2 separate regions of the Homo sapiens genome follow, and region 1 is linked to region 2. The links are chromatin contacts, found by Hi-C or POLR2A ChIA-PET in ENCODE. All regions are on one chromosome and are shown on one strand. Each heading gives the region's core, a stretch centred on a gene start or an enhancer-like site at or near the end of the contact. The rest is flanking DNA. Distances are from core to core; before and after follow the strand shown. Region 1 overlaps LOC100506023 (a long non-coding RNA gene). Region 2 has its middle 130 kb from the start of TNFSF18.

The links. A loop is a pair of places that touch in the nucleus more often than their neighbours do. ChIA-PET counts read pairs that join two places held with the same protein, here RNA polymerase II (POLR2A). Pooled maps may share reads with other maps.
Region 1: a map of PC-9 shows a loop between it and region 2 (14-fold over the local background). The contact joins two enhancer-like sites. A Hi-C loop is called at or near these places in 1 of 168 maps with a recorded cell type or tissue (PC-9) and 2 of 50 pooled maps. POLR2A ChIA-PET finds 5 or more read pairs at or near these places in 2 of 52 experiments (AG04449 and BJ).

Annotation. Positions count from the first base shown.
Region 1 is chr1:173,268,042-173,273,250 of GRCh38, forward strand. All of the region lies in intron 2 of LOC100506023 (a long non-coding RNA gene), which reads right to left. It also overlaps a transcript of TNFSF4 not described here. Among named protein-coding and RNA genes, the nearest start is that of TNFSF4, 63 kb to the left of the region's middle. Within about 2 kb of position 1,875, at least 2 of the 41 ENCODE cell types and tissues checked have a DNase peak (open chromatin) inside an H3K27ac peak, as active enhancers do; they include PC-9, where a contact is called at or near this core.
Region 2 is chr1:172,915,680-172,920,663 of GRCh38, forward strand. No RefSeq gene overlaps it. Among named protein-coding and RNA genes, the nearest start is that of TNFSF18, 130 kb to the right of the region's middle. Within about 2 kb of position 2,437, at least 5 of the 41 ENCODE cell types and tissues checked have a DNase peak (open chromatin) inside an H3K27ac peak, as active enhancers do; they include PC-9, where a contact is called at or near this core.

The DNA.
Region 1 (5,209 bases), core at 625-3,124, 350 kb after region 2:
CTGAATCCTGCACCTGACAAAGCTATCTTTCAAGGACAAAGGAGAAACAAAGACATCCTCAGATTAAGGGAAATCAAGAGAATTTGTTTCTAGTAGACCTACACTTAAAGAGCTTACAAACTCTCCAAACAGAGCAAAAATGGTAACAGGAGAAGGCTGGGGCCTTCAGACAGAAAAGAAGGGCAACTGAAGGAGAAAAAACAGCAGCAAATATAATAGACCATCTTTCACTTCATGAGGTTCATTAATCATATTTCATAGTTGATGTAAAACTTCTAATACCATCTGATGTGATGCTCAATATATGTAAAGGAAATATTTAAGACAATTATATCTAGAAGCAGAAGAAGCTAAAGAGACCTGAAATGGAAATAGGGTTTCTAAACTTAGGTTACCACTAACAGTGGTAAAACAGCAACACCCGTAGGCTAAGGTAAGTTATGTATATACACAGAAATACCTAGAGCAACCACTAAGAAAACTACACAAAGTGATATAATCAAAGATGTTATAAATAAATACAAATGAAACTCTTAAAAAATGTGTAAGTTACCCAAAGGAAGCCAAGAAATGAAGAAAAACAAGAAACAGAGGGAATGGACAGAAAACAAATAATAAAATGTCAGACTTACACAAACTGAAAGAGATTGGCAAAGTAGATTTTTAAAACTCAATCCAGCTATATACTGTCTACATGAAACTCACTTCAAACATGACATAGGTTGGATGAAAGTAAAAGGATGGGGAAAGATATATCATGCATAATCAATAAAAGCAGAAATGACTATACTACTATCAGATAAAGTAGACCCAGACATAATGACATTATTAGGGACAAAAAGGAATATAGCAAAATGATATTATGCACCTACCATATTTGAAATCTTAAGTGGTGCTGATAAAGACCACAGTTGTAAATACATAACCTCAAAAAATGTGACGAAGTCATTTTTCATGTCCTCAATGATGCAGTTCAGATAGAGTACAACGTTTACTCTCCTCATTATAGTCTATTTTTATCAAAAGACATTATGTGCACGTGACTTACTAAGGTGGAATGAATTAATATTTACATGTATTTATAATTTATAATGCAAAATGTAATTTCTAAAAGCTCTATTGAAAGTAATAATCAAGAGGGTCTAGGGAGTAGATAGAGGGGTAGATGAAATAAGAATGGCAGAATGCAATCTTCCAAGGAAGATACTTTTCAAGACCCCTAGTGGATACCTGAAACCACAGATAGTTTATATAGATAAACCCTATGTATACAATGCATGAAATTCTTTTTACTTCTTCACAGTTTCACAGATAAGAGATTCTTTCTTACCATAGGTGTTAGCAACCTCAACATACAATTTTTTTCTTTCCTTATTAAGCTGAGAACTTCCACGTTTTCACTTAAAAGAAGCACTTTACAGCTTCCATTTGCATAATTAGATTTCCAGCATCACTATTTTTGCATGCTTTGGGGCCATTATTAAGTAAAATAAGGATTCCTTGAATACAAGCCCTGCAATACCACAATAGTTGATCTGATAAGCCGGATGGCTATGAAGTGACTAACAGGCGGGTAGCATGGACAGCATAGACACACTGGACAAAGGGATGATTAATGTCCTGGGTGGGATGGTGAAATATTTCATCATGCTACTCAGAGCAGTGGAAATTTAAAACTTATGAATTGTTTATTTGTGCAATTTTTCATTTAATATTTTCAGGCCATGGTTGACCACTGGTAACTGAAACTACAGAAAGTTTAGATAAAAGAGGACAACTGTTTTGGGGTTCAGTAAAGAGATGACATGATTTGATTCATGTTTTAACATTATCACTGCAGCCACTTGCTGAGAGCACATTGGAAGGGCTGTGATGGGAAGAAGCAGGGAAACCAGCCAAGAGGCTATTGCAATAAGGATAATGATGCCTCCAGCCTGGAAGGTTGCAGGAATGCTAAGAAGGGGTCAGACTGTGAGAATACTCTGAAAGCAGATGTGATAGAATTTGCTAACAGAGCAGGTGTGTGGTAAGCAAGAAAGAGCAAAGTCAAGAACAATCTCAATTGTCTTTTGACTTGAGGCACTGGAAAAATAGAGTTGCCCTATACTAAAATGGGGAAGACCATGAGAGGAGCAGATTTGGGGGAAAACATTTAGAAGTTCAATTTGGAACTTATAAGTTTCACATATCTGTTATACTTCAAAGTAAAGATGAGTAGCAGCTAGACACTGATGTTAAAGGGAGAGGTCGAGGCTGGGACTGTAAGTTTGGGAATTGCTAGTGTAAAGGTGCCACTTAAAGTCATGAGCTTGGATTAGCTCACCTAGGCAATGACTGTACATAGAAAAGTGAAGAGGACCCTGGGGCTCTCAAATGCTTAGTAAGCAGAAGGTTGAGGAGGAAGCAGGGGTTACAACTGAGGGTGAGGATTGGGAACGAAAGATTTGAAGAGAAAAGAGATGGTACAAAATGATCATCTAGAAGAGTGAGAGAGTAAATAGTATAGGGAAATATGGACTATTATTGGGGAGCATAATACTTAAGATGAGTAATCATAAATTTAAAGTCAGACACTCAGCATGGTGGTACATTTTTTCCCAATTATGTTGGGCTGTGAAGGAGCAGAATTATATAGACTTGTGGTTAAAGCAAACAAGCAACAAGGGAGCTAAGCCTAAAGAAAAGGAAGCAAAAAGCAAAAACTATTAGAAATACAACAGTAGCAGGGAGATTTCCCAACCAGATGTGAATGCATATTATAAAGCTATAGTACATTTTTTAATGAGGTGGCACTAGAGTCATAATCTGACCAATGCAGTAGAACCAAATTTTCAGAAATACATACCAATGGAGTAGAACTGAATCTTTGGAAATATATATGAGAGTACTTTTGAAAGTTCATGAGAAAATGGAATAAAAATATAAAATATAAACTTTATTTCTCAACGTAAGCTGCATCGAGTTTAAGCCACTTTTGTAAGTGATGATACCAACTATTTAGTCCATCCTTAAAGAACTGAGATTCTAAAAATTTTCTACCATTCTGTAGGTTGCCTGTTCACTCTGATGCTAGTTTCTTTTGCTGTGCAGAAGCTCTTTAGTTTAATTAGATCCCATTTGTTTATTTTGGCTTTTGTTGCCATTGCTTTTGGTGTTTTAGTCATGAAGTCATTCTTGCCCATGCCTATGTCCTGAATGGTATTGCCTAGGTTTTCTTCTAGGGTTTTTATGGTTTTAGGTCTAACATTTAAGTCTTTAATCCATCTTGAAAGAATTTTTGTACAAGGTGAAATGAAGGGATCCCGTTTCAGCTTTCTACATATGGCTAGGCAGTTTTCCCAGTACCATTTATTAAATAGGGGATCCTTTCCCCATTTCTTGTTTTTGTCAGGTTTGTCAAAGATCAGCTGACAAAGGGCTAATATCCAGAATCTACAAAGAACTTAAACAAATTTACAAGAAAAAATCAAACAACCCCATCAAAAAGTAGGCAAAGGATATAAACAGACACTTCTCAAACGAAGACATTTATGCAGCCAACAGACACATGAAAAAATGCTCATCATCACTGGCCATCAGAGAAATGCAAATCAAAACCACAATGAGATACCATCTCACACCAGTTAGAATGGCGATCATTAAAAAGACAGGAAACAACAGGTGCTGGAGAGGATGTGGAGAATTAGGAATGCTCTTACACTGTTGGTGGGAGTGTAAACTAGTTCAACCATTGTGGAAGACAGTGTGGCGATTCCTCAAGGATCTAGAACTAGAAATACCAGTTGACCCAGCCATCCCATTACTGGGTATATACCCAAAGGATTATAAATCATGCTACTATAAAGACACATGCACACATATGTTTATTGCGGCACTATTCGCAATAGCAAAGACTTGGAACCTACCCAAATGTCCATCAATGGTGGACTGGATTAAGAAAATGTGGCACATACACACCATGGAATACCATGCATCCATAAAATGTATGAGTTCATGTCCTTTGTAGGAGCACAGATGAAGCTGGAAACCATCATTCTGAGCAAACTATCACAAGGACAGAAAACCAAACACCAAATATTCTCACTCATAGGTGGGAATTGAACAATGAGAACACTTGGACACAGGGTGGGGAACATCACACACTGGGGCCTGTCGTGGGGTGGTGGGGGGTGCAGAGAGCATTAGGAGAAATACCTAATGTAAATGACAAGTTAATGGGTGCAGCACACCAACATGGCACATGTATATGTATGTAACAAATCTGCATGCTGTGCACATGTACCCTAGAACTTAAAGTATAATAATAAAAAAAACAGATTCTGAGAATTTAACCATGTCAATGTAGTCTTTTTTTACATTATTAGCTGGAAAAAATTGCATGCCCATTAGAGATTTTTTTTAAGATTAGGAAACAAAAAGAAGTCAGAAGGAGCCAAATCAGGACTGCAAGATGGATACCTAATCGTTTCCCATCGAAATTCATGAAATTGTCCTTGTTTGATGAGAGGAAGGAACAGGAACATTGTCATGGTGAAAAAGGACTCTCTAGTGAAGCTTTCCTGTTTGTTTTTCTGTTCAAGTTTTGGCTACTTTCTCAAAACATTCTTGTAATAAGCAGATGTTATTGTTCTTTGGCCTTCCAGAAAGTCAACAAGCAAAATACCCTGAGTGTTCCCCAAAAATGTTGCCACGACCTTTGCTCTTGCCCTGTCTGCAAACTGGACCACTTCCACTTCTCGAAAGCCATTGCTTTGATCGGGCTTTGTCTTCAGGGTCCCACTGGTAAAACTGTGTTTCATCTCCTATTACAGTGCTTCAAAGAAATGTCTCAAGGTCTTGATCTCATTCATTTAAAATTCCCATTGAAAGCTCTGCTCTTTTCTGCAGCTGATTTGGGAACAATTATTTTGGAACCCATTGAGTGAGAAGTTGCTCAGCTTTAATTTTCAGTCAGAACTGTGTAAGCGGAATCAGTTAAGACATATGTGAGGCTATTATTTCTTCTGTGAATCATCAGTCTTCCTCAATTAGGGCACAAACAAAATGAATTTTTTCCTTGCAAATTGATGTGGATGGTCTGCCACGGTGGGCTTCATATTCAATATCATCTTGTCCTTTCTTAAAATAAGTTATCCATTTGTAAACTACTGATTTCTTTGGGGCATTGTCTCTATAAATTTATCACAAAGGATTGATGGTTTCACCATTC
Region 2 (4,984 bases), core at 1,187-3,686:
GACAACACAGGTGTTACATCTCTAACAGGTTAACTCTTCAAATATGTCACCATTAGATGTGTCCCTCTCTAAAAAACCAAACCAAACCAAAACATGGTCGCTGAAATTTAGGTAAAGGGCCTGAAAGCACTAAACCCAGACTTTTAAGCCCCACACATTGATCCCTGCCCCAATTAAATAGCAACTCATAGTTTATTTTGAATTAACACTTCCTTGCTCACAATGACCTTGAAAATGTGTTCCCCATCCCACCCTTACTATGAGATAAAGATTTGCTGGGAAGTCTCAGATGGTGCGTCCCACCCTCTTCTATGTTATAGTTTGAGACTTGTCAAAGCTCTTGTGTATAATCAAGAGGAAACTTCCCCTGAGAGGTTTTGCATCTGTTAATGATACAAAATCAACATTATCCATATTCAGCCAGTGAAAGAAACCCAGGAGGAAATCTAAGAAAGGATAAAGACACTGCTTAGGGTGAGAGTTGGAGAAGGTGAGGCGCCTATTACATCCCTTTCAAAGAGAATTATTCCATAGCTCCAAAATCTGGAGTGTGCTTTTCAATGCAATTTATATCTTCACAAATATTTAATCTACTCTCAGGGGATATTCTCAAGAGATTAGACATCACTGAGTCAGAACTTAAAAATATCTTGTCTAAATTTACAAGCATCTAACCGAGTGCTGTCACTTTAAGGAAGTCACCTTTGGAGGCCATCCACTTAATTTAAGAAACTATTTTTTCTGAGAGCATATTATAGCCCTGTTCTTTGCTTTGTCTTTCTTTTTTGGGTTACTTCAGAGCCAGTTTATAAGAAAATGTTTATGTTGTTATTTCATAACTTAAATCTTGTTTTGGGCTAAAAGACACTCTTTCAGATTATTTTTCATATGGTTCATCAGTTTGGGCTCCATGACATTCAGCTACTTTCAATAATCACCTTTATAAAACAAAGATTTGCCATCTTTGGGGATATTCAAAATAACATTTCACAAATTTGTAGGCACTGCCTAGGTTCACTTTGTCTTCTCCACCCAACTCCTTGCCTGTCTTTCTGAGGTCTTCCCTGTACTCTGGCCATAGCACTCTCTTGGCCATGGCAGGTGGCATTTGCTAGGCTTAGGATACTTGTTTCCATTCTCTTACTCACCTGAATTTACTCACTTTTAGATTCTGGCCTAAAATATTACTTTCCAGAAGGGTTTTACCTTCTGGCTCCATCTTCCATCTTCCATCACCCATCACTGAATATTTACCTCATGTAAATATTTACTGAAAACATTTATATCACCACACATTTTATTAGCCCTCTAGCCTCACTGCTTTGGGTCTGAGTGGATGTTAGAGCCTCAGGAGACCCTTCATTCCTACAGAGCCTACTGGGGCCCAAGCTGAGTTACAAGCCTGGCCACTGTAGATTCTACCCAGGAATGAGCAGCACACACTTGTTTTTTATCCATACTTTTCCTTCTCCTCTCTCCTTTGCCTGACTCCTACCCCTTTCACATCTTGGCATGGATATGACTTCCTTAAAGACATTGACCTGCTCCCCCTCTACCCTGCCCTTTACTGAATGAAGTTCCCCACCCTATTATGTGTCCCCAAAGCACCTGTGCTAACTCTATCATGACAGTTCTTAGATAGTATGGAAATTGTCTGTGTGGTTACCTGGTGGCTTGTTGCAACATTACAAATTAGCTCCTCAAAGACTGGAACTGTGTCTTGTCGATATGTGAACCTCAGCTAGACACTTAGTAGCTGCTTGGTCAACGACAGCCGAACAAAAATCAAATAGAAAGTTGGATGGAAAGATGGATGGATGGATGGATGGGTGGGTGAGTGGATGAGTCTAAAGAGAAGCTTGAAGGATTCTGGATGAACTGGATGCCTTGTTCCTTCATCTTTTGGATTTTTTCTTAGCTTTTTCTCAAAATGTTTACCTTGTGGATCTCTAGTCTAGTTCTGAAGTGGTGTTAATTGCTTTTATTTTTTTTTTTTATTTCCTTCAGGCTGGGAGACTCCCAAGGAAAACTGACTTAAAGTCCCTAATTTGAACTGGAAAAAGGACCCCATTGATGCAGTTAGTTTCTTCCCATTGATGCATTTAGTTTCTTACTCTTGAGACTGAAAGTTGACCTATTTTTCAGTTGGTAGGTAAGTTGGGAAATTTTTAAAGCTTATGCAAACTTCACTCTTGGCATTATTGGCCTTGAAGAAATGTTACGAAGACTTCTCTTTGGAAAGTGAGTTTGCTGGAAGTAGCAACACACTCCTGTGATAGAGACAAGTATAGAATATTCCTTCCACACCTGTATTGCCTTCTCCAGAACTGCATTTTAACAATTCAATATTTTCTCATTGGCAAGCACTCTCTTGTTGGTTGTATTCATCTCAGGGAGTTACATTTTTCTCTTATGAGTTCGACATTCTTTCAACCGTGTTCTGCCAGTGAGTCATAGGGACCCAGTGCATTTCAGGAGCTATAGACCAGAAGTTGAGCATATTGTTCCAAATACTTGGATCTGCATTTTAATATTGTGACTAAGTGGGCTCAGGGCACATTTCAGCAGAAGGCACTTTTGCATTTTATTGTGGGCAACTTCCTACCACCTCCACCCAGAACAATGAATGGAGTTGAGGTTTTCCCATTTATTCATATCTGGTATCTCTGTGCCAAAGTGACATCCACACAATGTTTTCTCATATTTAAACAACACTGGTCACTTAATTACAGTTTAAAGTTAATTCAAGAGAAGGGCTATATACTAGTAGAAAAATAAGTTTTATCTGGATATTATAATTATGAGGCAATTAGTAATTTCTTGGTGGCTTTTTGGGATCAGTCTCACTACTTCTTAGTCTCACCTTAATCAGTCTCATTAGTTAATTCAGAAAATAATCAAACCTTAACATATGTTTTCACTTTTACTTCTTAGCTGTGTTTTTGGAGCTAGGCAACATGGTACACTCAAAGAATGTAGAAGAATTAAATACCATAAGGTACCCGGTTGCATGATCTCATTACACCCTGTTCTTTGTCTTTATAGCAATGGCACAGTTGGATATTGTGTTTCTTGGTTTATTTACTTTAAATATCTCTCTCCCACTAAACCGTAAAGTCCAGGAGACCCAAAGGTGTGTTTGTTTATCCAAAGTCTAAAACAGTGCCCTCCACATTGTGGGCTCCCCATAAATAATTGATAAACGAATAAAACAAATGATCAGTTAGCATCTACTTAACAGAAAGCAAGCCCATAGAGCGTCTTTTGAATATCTGCAATTGTTCCATTCCAGGATTGAAAGGAGGCCCACAGAGCTCTACATGCCTCTAGTGAGACCCTTCCCAGGCTCCCAAACTCATGTTTAATACTCCTCCAAAACTTACCACCACAAACTGCCTAAGGACTAAATGCAAGAAGGCGCTGTAGTCAGAATCGATCATCTGCCTTCACCTTGGAGTCTTTAGGGCATGCCCTCAGGTTATCCTGCCTCTCTTCTCCTCACACTGCTCGTTATATTTCCTACTTTGACTCCATCTCCCATCTCTTCCCAGGCAGGTCCCCCAAACCCTTTCTCTGGTTTCTCTTCTTATGGTCAAGCCTCAACAATATCTCCAGTATACACAGCCTCTTCTCTCGCAACTCTCTTCATTAGCTTGTCCTAAGTGAAATCCGGGTCTCCTTTAAACATACTGCTTCTCCCACATCCCTTTCAAGTGAAGATGTTTTTTTTCCTCTCATAAACCTTGTACTATATACTAGAGATGAGATATGTGTCTTTGATTCTCAGTGCTTCTCCCAAATATTGTTAATCCTTTAAAAACATTATCTGAAAATGCCTGCCAGTAGATTCCATACTCATCACCTACCTACCTCCTAAGCCCTAAGTCTCACCTCTCTTTTCAATAAAAAATTTTAGCCTCCAGTTCACCATGTTTTTCCTCACCCACTACTCTTATCAGAATTTTTGATTACTTCAATATCCACAGGGACAATCCATTCTATACTTGTTCTCTCAGTCCCTTGATCTCTTTCCCAATGCTCTTAAATGCTACCCCAGCTCACCTCAGTCATCTACTCCCAGAGTTATACCCTAGACCATATACTTTGCAAGAACCAAATCTCCCTCAAAACTCTCTGATCCCTACTTGCATGTTTCCAATTCAGTTCTTCTTGTAACCCTCCTCCACTGCCCATGGAATCTTTTCCATTCACTGTTTCCTCTTTTCATTGCTCATTATCCCTTCCACAGCTGCTCTTCTCACCTTTCTCAGTTTAATCGATTGGTTCATTATCCTCATCATTGCTCTGTCACATACACCTTCAACTGCCTCATCCCTTTAGATCTTCATTACATTCACGTGGTTAAATCCAATACTTCACCTATTTTTGTTTGCACTGAGTAGCTGAATAGAGCTGCAGCACTAACCTCAAATGACATTAATCACACTGGACTTACTAGCACATCCCTTCCCTACATAATGATAGCTTTGGTTCACACTGTTTCCTCTCTCTTCAATCCTCCAATAAACCTACTGTTCCTTCCTTTCAGCTGATTACTTTGCTTGGTTCTTCACTGAGGAGATAAGAACAATCAGAAAATAACCTCCTCATTCTTCTTCTTCAAACCTTCAACTTACCTGCCCCTGTGCCCACAGGTTCTCCCTCCCTTCCTATGAAAATTGATGAATTTTCTGTGCCCCTATGTGAGGTCAGCCCCTTTACTTTGCCGTGGATCTGTTTCTTTCATTTATACTGCATCAGAGAGATTGATATTTTGTTATCTTTAGAGAAAACACCCTTCACTATGAAACCAAAACACCAAATCTTACAGATTTTAGCAGAGAAGAATTCCAGGAGGAAAACCTCCATAGAGTTTGGGGGAACCAGTTAGGCAAAGCTGACTCTACAGTTCAAGTTTCCTCTTCCCTTTGAGATTTTGTTATGTTGATTCTTACATCTACTGCCTTATCCTGTACTGAAAGGT